3 separate regions of the Homo sapiens genome follow, and regions 1 and 3 are each linked to region 2. The links are chromatin contacts, found by Hi-C or POLR2A ChIA-PET in ENCODE. All regions are on one chromosome and are shown on one strand. The core of a region is the stretch at or near the end of the contact, and the rest is flanking DNA. Distances in the headings are between cores, read along the strand shown. Region 1 holds the start of SEPT5-GP1BB (SEPT5-GP1BB readthrough). Region 2 holds the start of ARVCF (ARVCF delta catenin family member). Region 3 has its middle 21 kb from the start of DGCR6L.

Region 1 (2,895 bases), core at 375-2,874, 300 kb after region 2:
CGTTCCGCCCTCTCCACACACGCACCTTGAGCCGCCTCTGGGCCTGGGTCCGCGGCGACAGCAGCTGCTCCACCAGGCGGTCCTGGGGCGCTGCCAGCGAGTCCATCGCGGCGACCCCCCCAGGCCCGGGGGCACGCTCGGACCCCAGGCCCGGTCAGGCCGCCAGAGCCCGGCGACAGCGAGGGACCTTGGCGCGGCTCTGCCTTAGGCTGCGTTGTCCACCCCGTTTTGCGGACGCGGGAAGTGAGGCCTGGACAGGGCACGTCGCCTACCCGGGGGATCGTCGACCCCCGAGGCCGACCGAGCCATCCCCCTGACTGGGCGAACTGGCCCCAAGCTGTGGCGGCGTCGCAGTCCGGGCAGGCCCCGCTCCCGCACCCGAGCCAGAGGCGGGGCGTCGCAGGCGCCCGCGGAGCGCGCGGCGGGGGGCGGCAGAGACGGCCCCGCCCGCCGTCGCCGGGAAACGGTCGCCTGGAAATTGGGCCGCGGGCGGAGCCACCCGAAAGCGGCTGCGGAGGGCAGGGCTGAGCCGAGGCGCGGTCGGGCCATGGCTCGCGTGGACCGGGAGCCCTGCCGCGCCCCCGGGGCCTCAGTCCGGGCTCCAGGACAGCAGGAGGGGACGACCGGGTCCTGCACGCGGGCCGGGGCGGGCCGGGAGTCGGTAGCCACCGCGCGTCCCGCCCCCAAGAGGTGCTGCGCGGCTTCCGCCCGCCAGAGGGCGCCGGAGGCCGCTCCCGGGACCCACGCGCAACAGCGCGGGTACCCGCCCAGTTCAGGGCCCGCCGTCTTCTCGCAGACTTGCCCGAAAACCTCCCGGCGGCGTCTCGACGCCCCAAGTGCCCACAGACACGCCGCGCCCTGCACCCCTCCCCAGCCCTGCTTGGGGCTGACCTCCCCCGTGCGTGCGTGCGTGCGTGCGCGCGTTTGTGTGTGCGCGTCCGTGCGGGTGTGTGTGTGTAATGTGTGTGTGTGTAATGCCTGCGTGTGTGCGCGTGTATACATGCGTGTATGCGTGTGTGTGTACGTGTGTGCATGCATTGGGTATGTGCGTGTGCGCGGGTGTGTGCATGTGTGTTTGGTGGACTCTTTCCCAAGACATTCGGGGGACCGGAGGAGGGCAGAGCCCACCTTTTCTGAAGTCCAGCCTGCCTGTCCCCTAGGAGGCTTAGGGTGGACAGAAGGGAAGGGAAGGGAAAGGAAGGGTGCAGGCTGCCGGAGTACTGGAGGTCCCTGCAAAACTTGGAAGCCCCCGCCAGCCTGCTGAATAAACGCCGGCCACCCATGCGCTGCCCTGCAGCCCTCAGGTGGCCCTGCCCTCAGAGACAGGGGTGGGGGTGGGATGGGACCCATCTCCCACGTGCTTCTGTGGACATTCCCTTGCCCTCTGAGCATCCTCACCAGCTCTGACCCACAGGATTGGAGGGACTGGGAGCTCCTGCCAGCCGGGCCTCCCTCCCATGTGGCTACTCCAGGGACTGCGGGGGTCTCCCGAGCTCCGCTCTGTGGGCCACCCACCTCCATGACCCCAGTAGAATCCCAACAGGCAAGCCCAGCGGAGCAGGACATGGGGCCTGGAAAGGTTCCAGGGTAGGACTGGTCAGGCCAAGCCCCTGCACATTAGAACATTAGAAGCTGGAGGCCCCAACCCCACCCCACCCCACCCGCCACCAGCCCTCCCTTAGGCTCTCCTGGCTGAGAGACCTCCTCCACTTCCTGTCCAGGCCCTGGTCCTGTTGTGGGGCCTGGACCACTGGCACCTGGGGAGGAGGGGCAGGCCCACAGCTGGGAACAGGAGAGCCTTTCATCCCAGGGAAAGGGGGCAGCTCCAGGCCCCCCAGCTCTACCAGTGCATCCCTCAGTCCTTGCTGCCAGAAAGCCTCCTCACTGGCCCCAGCCTTCCATGGCCCTGACCTGCAGGAAGCCTCTAGGCTGAGTCCCACCCAGTTTCCAACTGAGGGTCCACACCTCGAAGCCCAGCACCCACCCAGACAGGCTGGCATCTCAGGCCCAGGGCATCTCCAGGAAGACAGACAGCCCTGGGCCTAGGCCTCAGGCTAGGAGGTGTCTAACAGAGTGTGTGGCTCTCAGACTGCCTGCCTCAGTTTCCCCATTGGTAAGGCACAGCCTCTGGGGAGGCCCAGGTCAGGAGGGCAAGAATCTCACTCTCAGCGTTCAACCCACCTGCCCTGCCACCCACTGGGGCCCAGTCAGGGCCTGTGGATTCCCTGGGGGAGCCTCAAGGAAGGGGCCGTACCTGCCACCCCCTTTCTCTGGTCCCCAAGTGACAAAAGATACTCCCAGGGCTTCCTGAGCCATATGACACAGCTGCGCCCATCTCCTCCCAATGCCTGAGCCTCTCTGGCACTTCCATTCTTAGAATCACCCGAGTCAGCTCTGGGAGCAGCAGCCAGGGCCAAGAGATCACCGGTGCTGCCTGTGAGGAGGTGGGGGCACAGAGCGTAGTGACGGAACTCCCCCAATGCCTCTACAGCCCCCTTTCAAAGAGCAAAAAGAATGCTTGGACAGGCTGAGGCTCAGCAACGGTGGTAGCAGGGAAGCTGCCATGTGCTTCCAGCTCCCCCAGACCCACTGGTCACCCAGACACCTGGCCTGGCTCCTGCTCCGGGGCTCCCTTCCTTGGCCACACAGTGCCTTCTTCCTCTGGGCTTGGAGGCCTGGGAGGCCTGGGATGGGGTGAGGTGGACTCCCGGTTGACCTCAAACGATGGGCACCTCAGCAGGAGGGGGTCCCCACCCTGCAGTAATGGGCAAGAGAACCTGGCTGCACCCAACAGCAGTGGCTGGAGCCCAGGGTCTCAGAGTGCCCTTGGGTCAAGCTGGGGACACCTGCAGGCACAGGAGAAGCCTCAGGGGCCTGGCCTCCTGGCTTTCCCAG
Region 2 (2,903 bases), core at 9-2,508:
AGGAATGATTGGATGAACACACTGGACTCCCAATATGGGTGGATAAGACAAGAGTGTCTGGTCACACCCCTCCACCACTCATAAGCATGGTTGTGGGCAGTTTGGTTCCCCAGGCGGCCTTGGAGAATGCAATGAGCCGAGGAACTGGTCATCTCCAGGTGCATCCAGGGCAGGAAAGGATGACAGCATGCGTGAGCCAGGGTCACTGGCTAAGAAGTCATCTCAGGACCTCCCCCTAGAAAAGCCCACTGGGCAGCATCCCTGCTGGTTCCCCCCTACACCACAAGGTTACGCAGAGCTGGCGGAGGGTCATGGTCCCACTCATGTCAGGTGCTCTTAATCTGGCAAGGAAATGTAACCTACGTGAATCTCAACAGGCAGTGAAGCACCGTTTCTTCCTGACTCCAGGTAGGGTGAAGAAAATGGGACAGTAGTACGGGGTGCGGGCATAAACGCACAACTCTGCCTCCCCAGACGCAGAGCTGTGGGGCTGTGAGAATGCCAGGAGGAGGTAAGAAAGGGCGGCCCCATGGGGGGCCTGCAGGGTGGGACAAGCCCAAGAGGTCTCTACATCCAGGCCTGGTGGGGGAGGTGAGCCCCTGGTTTACCGAGGGGGTCCCTTCCTGCCCTCGGAAATACTGCAGCTCCTACCTCCATCGTCTCCCCGCTGCGGGGACCCAGGGGCGTGAGGATGAGAGAGCCCCCAGGCCCCAGGGTCAGACGACTGTGTTCAAGCAAGTGAGAACCTCTCTGAGGCTGTTTCCCAACTGTAAAATGGGGATAGCAGCAGAACTCTCTCTCGCGGCTTGCGTGAAGAATACAATTCGATGTCGACAGGAGGGAGCGGCGCGCAGCGCGCAGCGAGTAGCAGGCGCTGAAGAAGGATACCTGTGAACTGGGAGTGGTGGCGGAGGCTACGCGGCCAGAGTCCGGGGAAGGGGCGCCGGCTCTGCCAGTCCCTGCTCGGGGCTGGATGGTCGGGGGATGTTCTCGTAAGTCGGCTGGGAGGGAGCGGTCCCGCGTACCCTGCCACCGCCGCCGCAGAGGTTCGGGCAGGTGCGGGGCCGCGGCCCCTCCGCGAGGGGGCCGGTCATCCGCCGGGACTGACATCCCGGAGGCCCAATGGCAAGCCGTCATCTCCGCGCATCCGCCCAATCGGCGCCGGTTGCCGTGCCGCGCCGGGTCTCTCGACCAATGGGAAAATTTGCTGTCAGATGGGGCGGGGCGGAGATTCGCGTCGCCGGCCCGGTCCGCTTTGCGCACGGGCCGCGTGAGGGCGGGAGGGCTGGCCCGGGGTCTCGGGTTGCGCGCTGGGCCTGGAGGGAGGGGGCGGCCCCCGCACCGGTCCGAGTTGCGGCCGCGTGGACTGCGACCCGCGCCGCGCCGCACCGCGCCGCGCCCTGGGAACGCCGCTCCCCGCGCGCCAACGGACCCGGGGAAGCCCTTCTGGGGTCCGAGGCCGCGCTGCGGGGCCGCCCACGCTGCGCTCCAGGTAAGCCTGAGCCAGTGGGCGGGGTGTGGGACCCGGGGCTGGGGCCTCGGGTCGGAGCCGGGACTGGGGGCGGGGCTGCAGATATGGGACGCATTCCGGGCAGCGGTCCGGACAGGGTCCTATCCCTGGAGTCGAGATCCGGGCGAGGGTCTGGGCCGGACGTCGGAGCCAATCTCCGCCCCACCCGCGTCTTGTCCGCGCGCTCTGCGGCGTCCGAGACCCCGGGCCGGCGGGGGCGGGTCTCTTTGTGCGTGGCCTTGGGGCCCTACCCTACCCGTCCGGGCGTCTTGCACTGAGCACTCCAGCCGAGCGCGGCCCGACCCCGCAGCCGTGCCCGCCCCGCGCGACGCTTGGCGCCTAGCTGCCAGGGCCCTGCAGCCGCCGAAACTTTCCAACAGCCCGAGGGGCGGCAGGCCGGGAACTTTCCTGGGGCAGCGCGCCGCCGGGAAGCTCAGGGGCACCGACGGCCCGGAGGTGTCCTCGCGCCGCGCTGCTCCTGCCGCCTCGGGGGTGAGAGAGGGCGCGCCACCCGGACCCCCGGCCTGGGTCCCCCTCCCCACGCCGCCCTGCGCCCCCTCGGTGCCGGTGCGGAGACATGTCATCTCCACTCTGAGGGAGACTGCTCGGTTTGCTGGGGAGTCGCCCTGGGCAGGTGGCCTGAGAGCTCCAGCCTATTTTAATTTTTAAATAATTAAATATTGGCTGCTTACAATATTTCACCGTTTCTTAGCTATGTGTAATGTAACATACTTAAAATGGAACTAAAGGACTTCAGCTCCCTTTCCCTACATCCAGGCATATTTAGAAATAAGGAAAAGAAAGGTGCCCCGTGGGTATTTTTTAGAGTAGGCTCTTAATGCTGCTGTCTAATAACCTCAGGTGAGTACCCAGGCTGCTGTGGGGGAAACCTCCCCTATGGTATGGGCCAGGGGGGTGCAGTGGGAGCCTCCACCTCTCCCGACCTTAGCTTCTCTGGGGTAGCTGCCTTTACTTCTTCCTACTTCTTAACTACTGCCTTATCTGCCTTTACTCTGGGATCTGGGCGGTGTTTAGAGGTCTGGTCCAAACAAGGCAGGTGTTACCTATCTTGTACTCACTCTATTGGAGCTGGGATGGTGCTGAATGCAGGGGGGCAGTCAGCGCTCTCTTGCCCGGTGTGCCATGCCAGTGGCCGGTCAGCTCCTAAGCAGGTGATCCAGGCCTTAGATCAGGCGACAGTGTGAGCCGCAGCGTGTCTGGGAAGGCATTTCCCCCAGTCTTGCCCCATCCTATCCGCAATGTCTGCTCCCAGCTGTCCCCTGTCCCCACCCTACCCCCATTCTGGGGTCCACCAGCGCCCAGCAGAGGACTGGGCACAGAACATTCGCTAAGGGACTCAAGTCCCAGCTGAGAGGGTAGTTGAGCACAGCCA
Region 3 (3,218 bases), core at 443-2,942, 280 kb before region 2:
TTCGTGGATCCCTGCCCTCACCTCGCACCCGCCGAGGCCTCACCTAAGCTCAAGTGTGGCTCGGTGCTTCTCATCTCACACCGTCCCCCGCCTTCCCCCGCCTCCTGTTGAGGCCAGGGGTGCAGCCCCCGACCTCTGTACAGTCTCACCTGAGAAATCAACACCACCAGATACCCTGGCGCCAAAAAGCGGAACCTTGCAAACTCTTCCCAGGGTCACCTGGAGATAACCGTCATCTCTAGTACCCCTAGGCTGATGCGGCTAAAACAGTGTTCTGCTTGTTGCCCCCCACCACCGCCACCAAAAGCCCTGACACTTTTTAAAGTTACCATGGGTGAGTTCAAAGCTGGGCGTTTGAGGGGCTTCCCATTTTTCCCCAACAGTGTTCTCAGAGTGGCCGTGTCTGGGAAGCGGCTGGGTCCCGGGGATTGAACTCTGGGGTTCCAGGCTATGAGCCCTACACCAGGCTTCTCTTGTGTCAACATGAAGAATACTCCATTTTAAATTCCAAGTGATAACTCTGTATTCCCACAAGTGGTATATATCGTAAATATTAAAACGACCATTGTTTTTAGTTGGTAGACATCGAGAAGTAGGAAAATTCGCGATATCAGAAAGGGACTGCAGGAAACGCCTCCCTTCCTGGCTTCCCTTGCTCCAGGAGATGCTTGGGAGGCACCCGTTTCACGCCAGGAAACTCCGTAAAGGCTCCCGGGACGGGCAGAAGCCCCGCGCCCCGGCTGCACCCCGCGCACCTGCTCGTGGCGCGCCAGCAGCGCGGGCCAGGCGCAGAAGCGCAGCACCAGCAGGCTGCGCGCCAGCTCCCAGGTTCGCCAGCTGCAGTACGCCTCCTACGCGTTGCCGAAGTCCACGGCGGGCACCAGCGGCCGCACTGCCCTGGCCGACCCACGTCCTGGCACGGCCCCTGGGCCCGCGGCGGGCTGCTCGCTGGCGGCCGGCGCCGTGGACAGCGGCGCGAAGCGGGGAATGTAGGGGCGCAGCGCGGGCAAGACGCGCCGCAGAGCCATGGCGGGACGCCGGTACCCGCCCGGGCCGCTTAAGTATGCGCTATTGGTCCCGCCCCGCCCCTCCCCGCCCCGCATGCCCCCTAGCCGCGCTCTCTCCTTAGAAGTCCCACGCTCCGAGCCGCGCCCACTCCTCGGGAGACACCGCCCCATCCCAGGGGCCCCGCCCCTCCCTAGCATCTGCACCCGCTCCTCTTGAGGCCCCGCCCCGCCCGCCGTAGGGCCCACGCCTTCTCCACGTGAGTCCCTCGCCCCGCGCTCCAAGCAGCTCCCTTTCCTCAGCAGACGCCGGTCCACCCTACGACCCCAGCTCTCACCTCTGGAGAACCCATCCCGAAGTCCCAACCCCACCCCTGAGGCCCCGCCCCAACCCGAGGCCCGGCCGGCTCCGGTGGTCATACTCCAGAACACCAGCGCTTCTTCCTCAAGGGTTCTGGCACGCCCCAGGACCCACCGCCCCTTCTCCTCTTGAGGCCGCGCCCCGCGCTCCCAGCCGCGCCCGCTCCTCGAGAGGACCCGACCCGCCTTCCCAGCCGCGCCCGCTCCTCGGGAGGACCGGCTCCGCGCCCCCATTCCGTGGGAAGCCCTGCCTCACACTCCCAGTCTCGCCCTCTCCTCGGAAGGCCCCGCCCCGCGCTCCCAGCCGCGCCCTCTCCTCGGGAGGTTCCGCCCCGCGCGCTGCAGACCTCTGTGCGTCCACAGCAGGCCCCGCCCACCGGGCCGTGGCCACACCCCCGCGAGAGACCCGGTCCCCGGGGCTACCCGCCCTGAGCTCCGCCTTCCTCACAGGAGACCCGCCCCATTGGGAGCGGGACCCCTGACCAGGCTTGCGGTCTCCCCACCACACCGGGTTTCCCAGGTCCCCAGGCCAGCCAGGTGGGTCCGGAGCCCGCCGATCAGCGCAGCCGCACACCTGGGTTCCTCCCTGGTCCTTGAGCCGCGTGGACCCACAGCTGAGGCCGGATCGGCTGAGAATCCAGCCCTCAAAGTGGGTCCGCTTCTCCTCTGGTCTAAATGGGCGTATGGGAAGCCGTCCTCTCCCTCCCACCCCTCAGGCCTCTTAGGGGCTTGCCCCGCGCTCCTCTCCTGTCCTCCCAGTCCCACCGCCCACCCAAGGGCAAATGCGGACCACTAGGCCCCCTCGGAACCTGTGCAGCCCTGTGGTTCTTCCCTTCCCTTGCCACCCAACAAGAGTCCGCTGGCCACACCGCCTCCCCTGCAGGCCCGGCCTCAGTGCCGCCCGCCCGTGGGCCACCTCTAGAGCACCTACCCTCTCGCGGCCCCTTTGCCTCAATGCCCCTCCCAGATGTCACTTTCTTGGTGGAACCGCCCCTGGCGGCCTGCCGTAGTGCACCCCTCCCCATCACTCACCGCTGGGCCCCTCGTCACCTCACGATATTCCTGCACCCCACAGACGCTGGGTCTGGCTCCAGCCTCCTCCCACCTCACCCACCTGCTTCTCCCTGTGCACCTTGCACCTGCTGGAAAGAGCAGGAGGTACCTTGCACTCCCTGACCTGTTCTGCAATGTTGAAATTTGAGGCTGAATAATTTCCTTGTGGGAGCTGCCCTGTGCATTGCAGGTTGTGTATCAGCATCCCTGGCCTCCAGGAACCAGAGGCCTGTAGTACACACACACACAGACATACACAGTCGGGACAGCCGTAAATGTCTCCAGACATTGCCAGGTGCCCCTGGGGGACACCATCACCACCACTCGAGAGAGAGAGAGGCTTCCTGATGAATGGAGCAACAGTTTTTCTGCTCCTCTTCCTCCTGCCGGCACCACAGAGCAAAGGGGAGAGACAAAAGGAGTGGATGAATCCAGGCTCATTTTGCTGGAGAGAGGCTAGCCTCGGCAGCCGGCCATAGCCACCAGTCTCCCCTTCCTGAGGACCATCCCTCCTCCTGTGGCCCCTGTCCACACCTATCACGCCTTTCTCCCCAGCACCTGTCATGCCATCGGCTCTTCCTGAGCCCAGGCTGTTTGCATGCTGCTCTCAGGCACCTTTCCCTCCCCTGCATCCCACACCCTCCTTCCTCTCCTCATCAGGGTCAGCATGGTGGGTGCTACCCCTGGCAGGCCCTCTCTGACCCCCAGGGCCCACCTGGGCACCTATGTGGCTGCAACTCCCTCTTCTCTTCTTGCACTTGTTGCTGGTGACTTTGACAGCTGTGCCCCATCCATACTGCT

The links. Hi-C counts contacts between places; a loop is a spot of excess contacts on that map. ChIA-PET counts read pairs that join two places held with the same protein, here RNA polymerase II (POLR2A). Pooled maps may share reads with other maps.
Region 1: a pooled map shows a loop between it and region 2 (2.6-fold over the local background). The contact joins the promoter of SEPT5-GP1BB here to the promoter of ARVCF in region 2. A Hi-C loop is called at or near these places in 1 of 37 single-sample maps with no recorded cell type and 7 of 50 pooled maps. POLR2A ChIA-PET finds 5 or more read pairs at or near these places in 1 of 52 experiments (activated B cell).
Region 3: a map of naive thymus-derived CD4-positive, alpha-beta T cell shows a loop between it and region 2 (17-fold over the local background). The contact joins the enhancer-like site here to the promoter of ARVCF in region 2. A Hi-C loop is called at or near these places in 2 of 168 maps with a recorded cell type or tissue (CD8-positive, alpha-beta T cell and naive thymus-derived CD4-positive, alpha-beta T cell) and 7 of 50 pooled maps.

Annotation. Positions count from the first base shown.
Region 1 is chr22:19,715,949-19,718,843 of GRCh38, reverse strand. It overlaps SEPT5-GP1BB (SEPT5-GP1BB readthrough), which reads right to left and starts at 1,624. Exons shown (of 12, transcript NR_037611.1): 1 at 26-1,624. The region is part of intron 2 of SEPTIN5 (septin 5); the gene reads right to left. RefSeq lists enhancers at 1-59, 407-1,047, 1,048-1,689 and silencers at 235-405, 382-561, 572-991.
Region 2 is chr22:20,015,178-20,018,080 of GRCh38, reverse strand. ARVCF (ARVCF delta catenin family member) reads left to right here and starts at 1,258. Exons shown (of 20, transcript NM_001670.3): 1 at 1,258-1,492. It also overlaps a transcript of TANGO2 not described here. RefSeq lists a silencer at 967-1,366.
Region 3 is chr22:20,297,570-20,300,787 of GRCh38, reverse strand. It overlaps the pseudogene PRODHLP. Among named protein-coding and RNA genes, the nearest start is that of DGCR6L, 21 kb to the left of the region's middle. RefSeq lists silencers at 797-1,106, 1,177-1,316, 1,337-1,516, 1,557-1,826 and an enhancer at 2,280-2,781. Within about 2 kb of position 1,692, at least 5 of the 41 ENCODE cell types and tissues checked have a DNase peak (open chromatin) inside an H3K27ac peak, as active enhancers do.